2 separate regions of the Mus musculus genome follow, and region 1 is linked to region 2. A link is a loop called in an ENCODE intact Hi-C map of the cell type or tissue named here. Cell type or tissue: left cerebral cortex. All regions are shown on one strand. Each heading gives the region's core, and the rest is flanking DNA. Links, peaks and the distances in the headings are about the cores only.

The links. Hi-C counts contacts between places; a loop is a spot of excess contacts. Peaks named below come from ENCODE experiments on the same cell type or tissue, not always from the same donor. Only the 100,000 strongest peaks of a DNase experiment are listed, where the experiment ranks them.
Region 1: a loop joins it to region 2, with 2.3 times the contacts of the local background. A loop is called at or near these places in 2 of 42 quality-filtered maps.

The regions. Positions count from the first base shown.
Region 1 is chr12:26,371,860-26,378,010 of GRCm38, forward strand. The region is part of intron 3 of Rnf144a (ring finger protein 144A); the gene reads right to left. Among named protein-coding and RNA genes, the nearest start is that of 4930549C15Rik, 28 kb to the left of the region's middle. In left cerebral cortex, for the core only: no CTCF peak of the experiment used is centred there; a DNase peak (open chromatin) is centred at 2,765.
Region 2 is chr12:26,311,392-26,317,542 of GRCm38, forward strand. Rnf144a (ring finger protein 144A) reads right to left here. Exons shown (of 10, transcript NM_001081977.2): 9 at 2,629-2,718. Among named protein-coding and RNA genes, the nearest start is that of 4930549C15Rik, 32 kb to the right of the region's middle. In left cerebral cortex, for the core only: a CTCF peak has its summit at 3,770; a DNase peak (open chromatin) is centred at 3,780.

The sequences.
Region 1 (6,151 bases), core at 705-4,704, 60 kb after region 2:
TTTGGGGTAAGTTAAACAAGCTGGAATTGGTGAGCTCTCTGTTCAGAAAGGGACCCTGCCTATATAAATTCAGGGGAGAGCTCTTGAGGAAAATACTAGTCATTAACTTTTGACTTTCCCATTCATTCCCACACATATGCACATGTATAAGCACACACACACACACACACACTCCCACACATATGCACATGTATGAGCACACACATACATGTATGAAAATCACAAACACATACACATGAAAAGAAGGAAAGGAGGGAGGAAGGAAGAAAGATGGAAGGATGAGAAGCCAGAAAGTTGGAGGAAAGTTGCACCAGTTGACTTCCTAACCTCAAACTTTCTGCATCTGAGACATTTGAGGACACCTTTTCTGTATTGGCCTTCCACAGAAAGACTTGATTTCTCTACTTGGGATTAAAAGAAAGTGGTTGTTTAAGGTGGTCATATGAGTATACATGACAATATTACCCAGCAGCTTTAAATTGGAGTTATTTTTAATGTTAGATAATCCCCATACACACACACTAGGATGCAGAGATAATTGGCTTTGTAGAGAGCCAGCCATCTCTAGTTGTTGTGACTTGACTTCCTTGTTTTCCCAGAATTCAAGGTGGCTGTGTCCATGAGGTTTGATTAGGGCGAATGGTCAACCCAGTGTTCAAACCGCAGTCATTGGGATGTGCAAAGCACCCTGGATCCCCTGTCTCTGCCTCCAAAATGGTGGGCTTACACTCAATCCCCAATCTGAATGGCTTTTAGATGTTTTTGGGATTCTGAACTCCAGTCCTCAAGTTTGTGTGACAAGCACACTCTCCTGAGTCAGCTCTTCCGCTCTCATCTGTACTTTAAAATCATCACTACCATGACATCACCCTCCTCACTGAGCAACACATTCAGAGGTCAACCGGACATGGATGCTCTCAAGGATTACAAGGCCTTCAAGTTATAGCCAGCTCACCTCCCCGAAGTAAAGTCCGAGCCAGCCTTGGGTTCACATCCTGAGACCTCAGATGGCAGGATTAAGGAACACAGGTGTGTATGTAATCAGGAGAAAAAGGAGAGCAGATAACTAAGTAAGGGTTATAAATGTGACCGGTTATCTTAGTTAATGAGTACCATACTCCAGTGGGATGTACATTCAGATAGAGAAATGAGCTCAATAGTTTACACAAAGTTTTAGATATATTTAGTAAACAATGATATTTTTAAAGAAGCTGAGGATGTAGCTCAATTGATGAGAATACTTGCCTGGGATGCACAAGGCTCGGGGTTTAGCATGTAAACAACTACATATGGTATACCATACATGCCTATAACCCCAGCAATGAGAAGTTGGCAGCATGAATTCTAAGGTTACCCTTGGATATACAGTGATATTCCCAACTGAAACCAGACACAGTGACAAATTCTACATTTCTATTTGTGACACTGCCTAATGATTCCCAGGAGGAGGGATAGGGGCTGCCAGGTGATCTCATCAGGATGGACTCTCCCATGCAGGCTTCTTACGGTGGCCTTCAGGCAGCAGGGCGGCCTTGTTATGTGAGCGCAAAGGACTTTTTCAGAACAGTAGGAAGAGTAAGCCCCACAGTGGAAGTACAAGTTCAACTTTGTTCCCAAGGAAAACATGCTCTGTACAACAGACCTAACTCTCTTAACATCATCAGCCATAAACACAAAACATGAATTATATCCTTATCAAGCCCTTCTTGTCTCTAAGAACATGTTCAAGATTCCAAAGGCTGACTCTATACTTCATCTCTCGAGATCCCAAGAGATTCCCCTCATCCGTCCAAGGAACAGCAGGTATCTGAGAATGCCACAACCCCAAATGGTCCAGTTTCCACGAGGATTCAAACTTAGAGCTCATGAGCTCTGACAAGCTTAGACTTTCCTCTCCACATCAGGGCTGCCTGTGACCCTTGTCACCATTCACATCTGGGTATCATGGAAGACAAAAATGAAAACATAAACTGAGCAGAAACCAAATATCTGTGAAGCAACAGGCCTCCCTGTGACGTAAGAGAAGACAATGAGAAACAGTGAGCTGGCCGAATGTCAGCCTCAGGAGAAGAAAGCATTTGTTATTTTTTTCTCGGTTGCAAAAGCATTGCATGGTGTTTTCAAAAGAAATTACCAGAAAGGCACTAAGAAGATAAACTCTAAACCCACACGCCGGGAAATATCCAAAGGGTCCAACCTTACTCTAAACATTACGTAAAGCTCTCCAGAACAAGCACACAAATATGAACACGTGACTACAGATACATGTGCCCCATACAATTTAGGTTGGCATTAAACCAACCAGTGACTTTGCTGGCAGTTTCAAAGTCAAGAGCAGACTACACCGTGCTCTAGCTCTCCCCTTCTCCACACTTCAAGTTGGGGGAGTAAACAGGCCATCTGAGAAAGAGGAGCACCTCCAAACGAAAAGAGCTGGGATCCCCGAAAGGAGGCAAATTCTCATTTGTTTCCTGTTGCTGAGTGAACATTACAACCAAGAGCAACTTGGAGAGGGAAGGGTTCATTTCATCTTACAGGTTAAAATCTTAAAGAGAAAAAAAAAACTAAAAACAAAAAAAACCAACCAACCAACCAAGCAAACAAACAAACTAAAAACACCACCGAAGAATGCTTCTTACTAGTTTGTTCCCAGGTTCTCATTTAGCTACATTTCTTATACAGTGCAGGCCCCCACCTGCTTAGGAACAGCACCGCCCACAGTGGACTGAGCCCTCCTACATCAGTTTGCAATCGAGAGAATGTTCTAAGCAAGTCTGTAAGCCAATCTGATGGGGACTTTCTTCACTTGGGTTCCCCGCTGAGATATGTCAAGTTAACAGGAAAGATTAGCCATCATAAGGCAAGAGTTCTTACTGGGACCCATCTTAGCCACAGAACATTCAAGGATTGGAAGGGTCTGGAGAGAGGTTACCTAGCTGGCCTCTTCCTTAATAGGGGAGAAAACTAAGTTCTGAGGAAGTAGAATAAATGCCTAACCAGTGACCCTTCTAACTCCCACCATTTCTTTTCAACTTTGGCTCTCTCCTTTGGTTAGTATGGGAGTTCAGGGTTTGGAATGTATGTATGGTTTCATGCAACCATGGGCTTAGTGCCCAGCCTAAGACTCCGGTCTAGCAGTCTACTGCCATGAACCTAGCACTCAGGGGGTATAGGCTAAAGGGTTAAAAGTTCAAAGTCATTCAAAGTCATTCTTAGCTACACAGTGGGTTAAAGGCCAGGCTGGGCTATAGGAGACCCTGTGTCAAATAAAAGAAAATGTTTTGCACGCAGGGTCTTCACTTTCCCCATGGCACTTGCAGCCCACAGGATGTCCCTGGTTACAGTTGCCCAATGAACAACAACAACAACAAAAACAAAATGTTTCTTCCTCCAAAATCCTAGCAACAAACCTCAGTGAGGCTGAGGCTGACGTTGAGAAATTGAGACTGTAAGGTCAAGTCTGAGTGGATCTGGAGACCTCAGAGGGTTTGGCTCAGCTGCACAGATTCCACTTAAGGCATGGATCTTCGGAGGCTCCTCCTGAGGGAAGGAGGCAGGAGCATCTAAAACCATTTCTGAGAAAAAAAAAGCCAAGTGAAGTTTCCTTTTCCTCCTCCCCTATTTCCATTGGCTTTTCCAATGGTTCCATGGCTATAGCACATACTTCCCATCAGCGGGGCCAGGCTGCACATCTGTAAGGAACACTATTTCTCAGGATCTCAGAACATGCGGACTGAGAGGGTCCCAGGAAGCCAAGCTAGGGAGACAGTAACACAGAACAATGATTTCCATGAGTGCAGGTGCTTGCAGCACCCAGAGACCAGACAACCCCAGACTTCTAGGTACATTCTGGGGAGCACATAGGATGTGGGGGGGCTCAACTGTGGATTTTTACTTTTGTATTTACTTTTTAAAAAATATTTCAGCAATGCTACACCTGGATGAATTTCAAAGTGAGCCATGACCTTTGGGTTCCTAAATAACTCTCCACACGTGTGAAGAGATGCTCTGTTCACTCCTCAAGTCCTCCCTACCTACTATGCTTCCTTTCTACATTTCCCACCTCCTGACCACCCACAAAGATCATGCAGAAAGAGCAGATTACAAAGTTCTGAGGATTCCCAGGATCAGACCTGCTTGGAGTTGCAGATCTGCTGAGATATTTCCGAGGTGGCACATGGCCTGCCTCAGCCCTTATGGGGGTGGGGGGGCTATGTGCTTCCGATGGATCAGCAAGATGCTCTCTGCTTCAAGGGTAGTAACAAGGATCAGACAGAAATGTTCTACACAAGGATCTAGAGCCTACTCCAAGCACAGGGATATCAAAAGTGTAACTGGGGGACTGATGCTTGGTGTGATGCAGTTCCTAGGCTATGTCTTTCTTGTCCTTGCCTTTTCTATTGCACATCACTCATGGCATATGAGTCACCAAACCCAGGTACTGACTTGGCCTTTCTCCTCATCCCTCCCTTTGAGGTTGCTGAAGAAAGCCCTGTCACTCATCATTAGTGTGTGCCTTTTATAAAGCAGGCAGTAAGTTCACTGGTAACTCCTGCATTAATTATCCCCAGGAAAATGGACAGAGCAAGAGAATCTTGCATCTACTAGAGGATGTCAAGCCCCTCTATGAAAGGCAAGAGAAAGTAAATGGGGTCAAATGAGCCCAGGCAGACTTGAGTTTGAGCTAGACCAGAACATCATGGCAAGGTGGCACCTCTGCCACATGATGGAGATCCCTACACTTAAGAGAAGAATGGCTGTTGTGGGAACAAGCCTAGAAAATGTCTGCATCAGATGCCTATGTCAGACTGCAAGAGATCCCATATGGGAAAGAAAGTGCAAACATCCGGTCTTGAGAAAAACTCAACGTAAACATCTGTCTATATTGTTGAGACGTGATAGAGTCTGGAACACTGACTGTACCCTGATGCTGCATGCTGGAACGCCTCTAAACACCACAAGTCTACTTAACGTGAGCCAGGGTAACAGCAAAGGTGACAGGGTCCCTGTATGGCCATGTGCTGCAGGCAAAATAGAGAGCAACCCATCTTTATTCTAGGTCAAGCCTCAGAAATGGCCACCCAGGTAACCACAGGACTGAAAGCCAGAGGCCATACGAGATGCTCCAGGAACTCGATCAGTCACATTGATCTCCCCAGAGTAGCAGACAGAAAGCTATGACTTAGAACACAAATAAAGCAACAACATACTGAAGTTCCAGGAGCTTATCACTCTGATGCAGAAATGCTCCTCCCTGTAAGAGACTGAGGTGGTAGCTGCAGCCCATGGCCAAGAACTCCCTAGGGGGAGTAGCTCTCAACCTGTAGTTGAATGATCTTTTTGCAGGGGCTGCCTAGAACCATCAGAACACACAGATGTTTCCATTACAATTCATAACAGTAGCAAAATCACAGTGACGAAGAAGCAACAAAAACAATATTATGGTTGGGGTCACCCCAACATGAGGAACTGGATTAAAATGTCACAGCATTAGGAAGGTTGAGAACCACTGCCTTAGGGAGTTCACTATCTGTGGGTGGATAAAGATAAATGCTGACAGGGTTGGAGATCTGAAACTTTCCTTGTAGCACACTGTTGTATTGGCGATATAGCATGTCTTTTGCTTACCAGACTGAGTGAGTACCAAACAGCAGAGATGGGACCGTGAGAAGGGCTTTCTCTGGTTTGGTGTGGCATCCTGCCCCACACTTGTCTTCAGCAGCCCTCCAGAGTTTGCTAAGGGACAACAGCCCAGCCCAGTGGTGTTGAAAGCGCCTGCTCAGGCCAAGCAGAGTAGAGATCAAGTCTCACCACTGAGGGCGAGACCACGTGTTCTGACTATGTTGTGGCTAGAGAAGTCAGCTTATGCTCCCATCTGTCACCTTCAGAGCAATGGTGACAGAAGCCTTCCAGCGATCCGAGTGTATCCCTGGAATCCCATCCTAACTCCCCCACCCCAGTCTGGATGCATCCACGTTTAGAAGCCTCAGCTGTAACCCCAGAAGAAAAGCTGAGAATCTGACATGGAGCTGGCGAAAACAGACAGATTGGGACCGGCTGGTGGGAGGGGAGTGCGTGGTGGCCTGCAGAACCTACGAGACAATCCATGGTTCTAAGATTGGAAAGGGGGTGGGAGGGAGTGAAGACATTT
Region 2 (6,151 bases), core at 1,449-5,448:
AAAAAGGCCTACCTTTGCTAGAGGACAGGAAACAGCTGAGATGACTAGATTCCTGGACGGTTAATGTATAAGAAGACAAGGACAGGACCCTTCCAATGAAGTAACTAGAATGACTGGGACATGGGACATCAGAACTAGCTTTGCTCTTCTGCAATTTAAAGCCTAACATGGACTTTTTTGATTAAAAAAGAAAAAACTCATTTTCCCCTCTTGGTAATAAGGCCCAAACACAGACCTACTGACACCTACAGCAGGCAGTGGGGTTGTTTCAAATGAACAAGGTCCTCTTTTCCCTATTCTTGCTTAGATTAGCCATTCTGCCTACTGAAAAGCTGAACATGGAGTTTGACTGCCACCTAGTGCTCAAGATGATAAGTGCATGACTCCCCCAAGTCTGTTTCCTCAACTTTGGATATAATAAATGATCTCCAAGGCCCACTATATGGTGAAGCATCAAATATGAGTAAGGGAAGGAATTCCTTTATTGGAATTGTCCCTGGGAATAAACCATACATGTGTACTTACATAGGTGTACATGCCCACAATTAAAATAAATGAATAAGGTCACATTCCGAATTGTAAATGAGGCTCTGATGTAGCTAAGCCAGGGACGCTCCTTTGATAAACATAATATTGGTGGTGGGATCCCACCAAGCAGGCCAGGTGACATGTTAAAGATCATGTGCACACTGTGGGAGCTGAAGAGATGGCTCAGCACTTGGGAGCACACTGCTCTTTTAGAGGCTCTGAGTCGGGTTTCTAGTACCAGTGCTAGGCAGGTCACAAATGCCTGTAATTCCCGTTCTAAGGAATCTTTATCTCTGCAGGCCTCTGCAGCCAGGTGCACATACAAACACATATGTTTAACTTTGGGGTCCCAAAGCTCACAGTGAAGTCCCTCAAGGTCACTTGGAGCTCCTGATAACCCCAGCTGGCACATGACACAGCCTCCACAGTGACCTGACCACATGGCTCACACTCTGACCAGTACAACCCACCTCGGCTCAGATCCTCAGCCTACCTCGTCTGTATTTACATGCTGTTTGGTAAGTTGAGCTTTCAAGCTACTGCCAGTTGGTGACTGGCAGATAGAGAAATCACCAGAAAGAGAAAAAAAGAGAGACAAAAGTGAGTGACACAAGGAAAAAGTCACCGTGAACATGCCCTGATGGCCAGGCCATGGATATACCATACGGGTGGCAGAGGGATGGGTCCAGGCTCCAGAGAGGGTCACTCATCACAAACATGGTGACCTCCGCATGCACTGTGGAGTACAGGAAAACAGGCCTGGTCAGCCCCTGGGAGTAGTGCCTGCTCCTAAGCAACACCTTGAAGGCACAGGTTTTATGCCCTTCCCCTCAGCCCTGCTGCAGACAGTCACACTCGTGGGCTTCCAGCCCCATCAACTTGTAGCAATGAGTGCCAAGAAAAAGTAGTTACAGTTAGATCTGCTCCCAACTCTAGGCCACCAACCTGAAAGTGGGGCTCTGTCTTCAGATGGCCTGGCACAGTGAGCTCAGAGGATTCATGGGAAAGTCTGTGAACGAAGCCCCTTCCACAGCAAGTAGGGGGCATTGCAGACCCCACTCTCCTAACCCCTCCATAGTTACCAACTTCAGTATGAATACAATCCATGTCTGCTAGGTCTTGCATAGATCTGAGACACGGTCTTGCTGAAATGTCAAACTAACCCTGTACTCCCTGTCCCACTCTGTCCTTCCATGATCCAAGCCACTTACACACAGACATACGACGTGACGTGCAGAAGTAGCGCTAACCCATAAAGAACCTTCCCACTCACTCTATCTAAGCCCCTGTCGCTGTCCCTCACTCTGGAGACCAGTTATGTTGTGGGTGAGAATGCTGGTTCATCATCCCTCTGCTTTCCACCTAACAGACAGCAGGCTCCATAAAAGAATGTCTTACAGATGTGGCTCCGACTCCCAAAGGGGCCTGCCACACAGGTGATAAATACCACTCAACATATAATTATGCTAGCTGAATCAGCTAACATAAGAGCCACTTACAGCACAGACAGAAGAAGTGTTCCTTTACTTGCCCATCAACCTTCCCTGTTAACAACTTGCTTGCCTCTCTCAGGACAGCTCTAGGCAGTTCTTCATCAAGTACAAGGGGTTCAGGGCCATCAGCATTACTTTCAGTTGGCAAGTCTTTTAGGACATGCACACAAACACAAACATACACATACACTCATCTTCTAGAATACACACACACACACACACACACTCATCTAGAACACATATACATACACTCATCTTCTAGAACACACACACACACACATCTTCTAGAACACACACATACACACACTCATCCTCTAGAACACATATGCACACACTCATCTTCTAGAACACACATATATACACACTCATCTTCTAGAAAACACATTCCTGTCTTCTGAAAAATACAGATATACACACTCACCTTCTAGATCTCTCTCTCTCACTCATCCTCTAGAACACATATGCACACACTCATCTTCTAGAACACACATATATACACACTCATCTTCTAGAAAACACATTCTTGTCTTCTGAAAAATACACAGATATACACATTCACCTTCTAGATCTCTCTCTCTCTCTCTCTCTCTCTCTCTCTCTCTCTCACCTGTGTCCGATGCCAGATCACTGATGCTCGGGAGTGGCCCAGCTTGTTGCGGCAGGGCCCCTTGTCATAATGTATCAGAAGGAAATCATCCTGTGAAGGTCAGAGAAAGGTCTACAGTGAATGCTGGATTTGGACTCTCAGTCTTTTGAACGCTTCAGTTTGTTTGATCTTTCCAGATACCCGGTGTGCGCGCACAGGAAAGAGTGAGAGCAGGGGCATGTATGTGCTGCACACCTGGAGACTGTTTCTCTTGACCACAGCCCTCTCCACAGAGCAGCAAGGAGGAGCTGTGAGCCTCGGGCAGTAGAGGGAGTCTTGGCCACATTTCGGTACTGAGCCAGAGGTCTCCTGGGTGTAGAGGCTGCCTCTGGAGTTTGTACCAACACAGGTGAGTGAAGAGAAAGATCAGGTTCTGAGTGTCAGGAGTTTTTCTGGGGCCTGCCTGTGTCAAATCCCACGGTATGAGAACAGCTTCTCATCAGGTGAGTCCTCCCTGAGCTCAGAACACTGCCATGCTTCTCTTTATTCAAGACCTAGTCCAGCAACCACCCTCTACCCACAAGGTCTCCCTCCACCTGCCTAGAGGGAGCAGGGGTCCTTTCATAGTGCGCAGAGAACTGTCCGGTCCATGTCTCTTTCCAGGTGGCCCTGCCTCACGTTCTCAGGACAGTCACCTCCAGACTGCCAGGTCCCTGGGCTGAATGAAGGCTTGTTATATTGGTCCCTCTGAGGATGATCATCCCTCAAATGTATCTCAGTCTGTATCAGCATCACCGAGTGTCAGGGACAGGCGTTCTCACCTCCACACATAGGAAGCCCTGCCTGTCCATCACGAGCACAGAAAACAGGAAGGAAAGGGCACCCAGCAGGCTAACACCCTTTGCTCGTTTTACCAAGGCCACCAACGGAAAGCTTCCTTTAAAGAATATCCATGGGGTCTACTATGACTGAAAGGACAAGAAAACCAGAGAAGCCTAGGATAGCAATCATCTGTCCCCTCAGACCAACACTAGGGGATAGTCGACCTAAAATGCCTCTCAAGCTGAAAGGGGAACCACCCTGGAGATTTCTGTTCTAAGGTCTAGCCCCCTAGACAGTGTGGCAGCAAACCCTGGCTTTTCCGATGCAGTTCCAGGCGATGACCACTGGAGGCAGAAGCTCAACAGCTGTCTCACCCTCCTTGGACAGGTGAGCTCACAGCCTCTTTCTTCTAGCTCCAGATGTGTCTCTGTTGAAACTCCATCTGGCCACTTCTGCCCGCCGAGTGCTCTCCTCTTGGAGTCTTAATTGCCTTTTCCTTCACATGGATGTTAATAGTACATTACCCCAGAGGACAGCTTGAGTGCGCTTGTCTCAGGTTTTGTTTGTTTGTTTGTTTGTTTGTTTTTTCTCCAATCTGCCTATCACAGCATCTTATTCTGTGGGCTCTCTAAAAGGCGTTGAAGTCCTTTTCTAAAGCACACATTGAGCCACAGGGCATCAGCTACTGGACAGTCTTTACTGATGTCTGCCCTTGGAAATGGGTACTGGTCATCCAATCCTCCTAGATAGCCTGTGGCAAATAAAAACTTGCAGAGCACACCCCATGGAGAGTGTGACCACCCTGGCAGAGGTAGAAATATTCTAAAGAGACACTTGGGACACCAGTAGCTTGAACCCGTAGCTCATCAATTCAGCTAGACTGGCTGTCCAAGGAGCTCCAGTCATCCCCCTGCCTCTGGCTTCCCAGCCCTGAAATAATAGGTCCTGACTTCAGTGCCAGCTTTTATGCCAGCCTCTAAGACTATTAAAAAAATGGACTCCAAGGACTTGGGGTTTTCCCATGAGTCTCAAGATGAAAGAAGAAATAAGCTGAAGTCTGGTACAAAGGGGAGCTGTGGTTGTCACTCTCAGGAAAAGTTCACGACTTCGTGACAACTCATCAGGCTACCTTGCAGCAAAGCCTAGAGCTGAGACAACAACGGCCAGGACCACACCTTGGCCATGGCTGCTAGACTCTGTCTTCTATCTTGACCCCTATTTAAACCTAAACCTCAGGCTGGTACCTGGCAGAGGAGTCCAGGGGGTGAGGGCAGGGTCACCGGACTCCTTTTCCTGTTCCTCCTCCCAGTGCGACCACACTGAACACATACACATCTCTCTGCTTCTCAACTGGGTAGCCAAGTCTAGTTGTGAGAGCTACTGAAGTCCAGGCATTGATCCTGACAGTTCTGGTAATAACACGGAACCCCAGGCAAAGAGCAAGCTCACTTTCCAGATTCTGCTAGGGGTTCTATCCAATCAGTCCTTGCATGGCTGCTTTGCCAGGTATCCAGGTCCTGAGGGAGGTCAAAGCCTTCAACCTCACACACAGAGAAGAGTTACTCCATCCTGGCTTCAGCTCCTCCCACCAGCATTCCTTGCCACATCAAGCCTTTCTCGTGTCCAATTCTTTTGTAACCACTGGCTTCAACATCTCTTGTTCTATTTGGCAGGTGAACAAACTCTTGCTCAACTTCCACGTCCCCAGCCACCCCCATCCTCTAGCCTCTGGTCCTATATCACTCTGCATAGTGGATTGATTTCACACCCATCAAAAATCGCCCCCTCTGTGGGTTGCCATGCACTTCCTGCCTGGCTGTGTGTGTTATCTGCTTTCTTTGGTATATGACATAACTTTAGGAGGGGATCATTTTGGCTCACAGTCTGAAAGGATTATAAAGCCTGGCTTCACACAGGAGCTTGAGGCAGATTGAAGGTCACATTGAAGCCAGTCAGCTTCCTCACCCTTGTTCAGGCGAGGACTTCAGCCTACATTTTTCCTCACTTAATACCATCTAGAAACCTCTTCACAGACATGCCCAGACGTGGGTTTCCATGTAAAATATATATCCCATCAAGCTGACCCATCACAGAGGAAAACCATGAATGTTAACATACTGGGTTGTCTTTCCAAAGAAAAAGATGTATAGAATCTGTCTTCCATCCAGAAGGCTGGGAGATGGAGGTGGTCAACAGTCTAGGACCTCTGTACTATCTATACGGACAGGGGATGCTCCAAGCTCTCACAATAAGGACTACAGGTGGCTAATAGCCCAGATGACCCCTCTGCTATCTGTATCACCCAGACCACAGCAGATCCTCTCTTAGGCCCTTAAGACAATACATGTACCCTACCTCTTGAAGCCATCGTCACAGAAGTGACATGTATTTTGAGAAGAGTTTCGATGTAATCACGCCTCTTTGTGTACTCAGGAATGTGTTAAATAGCTTTCCAAATTGTGCTGTACTGAAACATGCCTAAAATGAGCTGCTCGTGGTCAGACTCTAGAAGTTTGAACCAGCACTGGTTACCTATGGAATCATGTAGAACCAGATAGCCTTTTTGCCTCACTACGAACCTTACTCTGATGTTTGCGGAGACCCCAACACTCTTCAAAGCAAAGCTAAACCCCAAGCCTGGCCCAAGCTTCCGTACCCAGATGTCACCTCAGGGAACCAAGATCCGCACAAACACAGGAGAATCATCCCCCGGTGCTCTGTC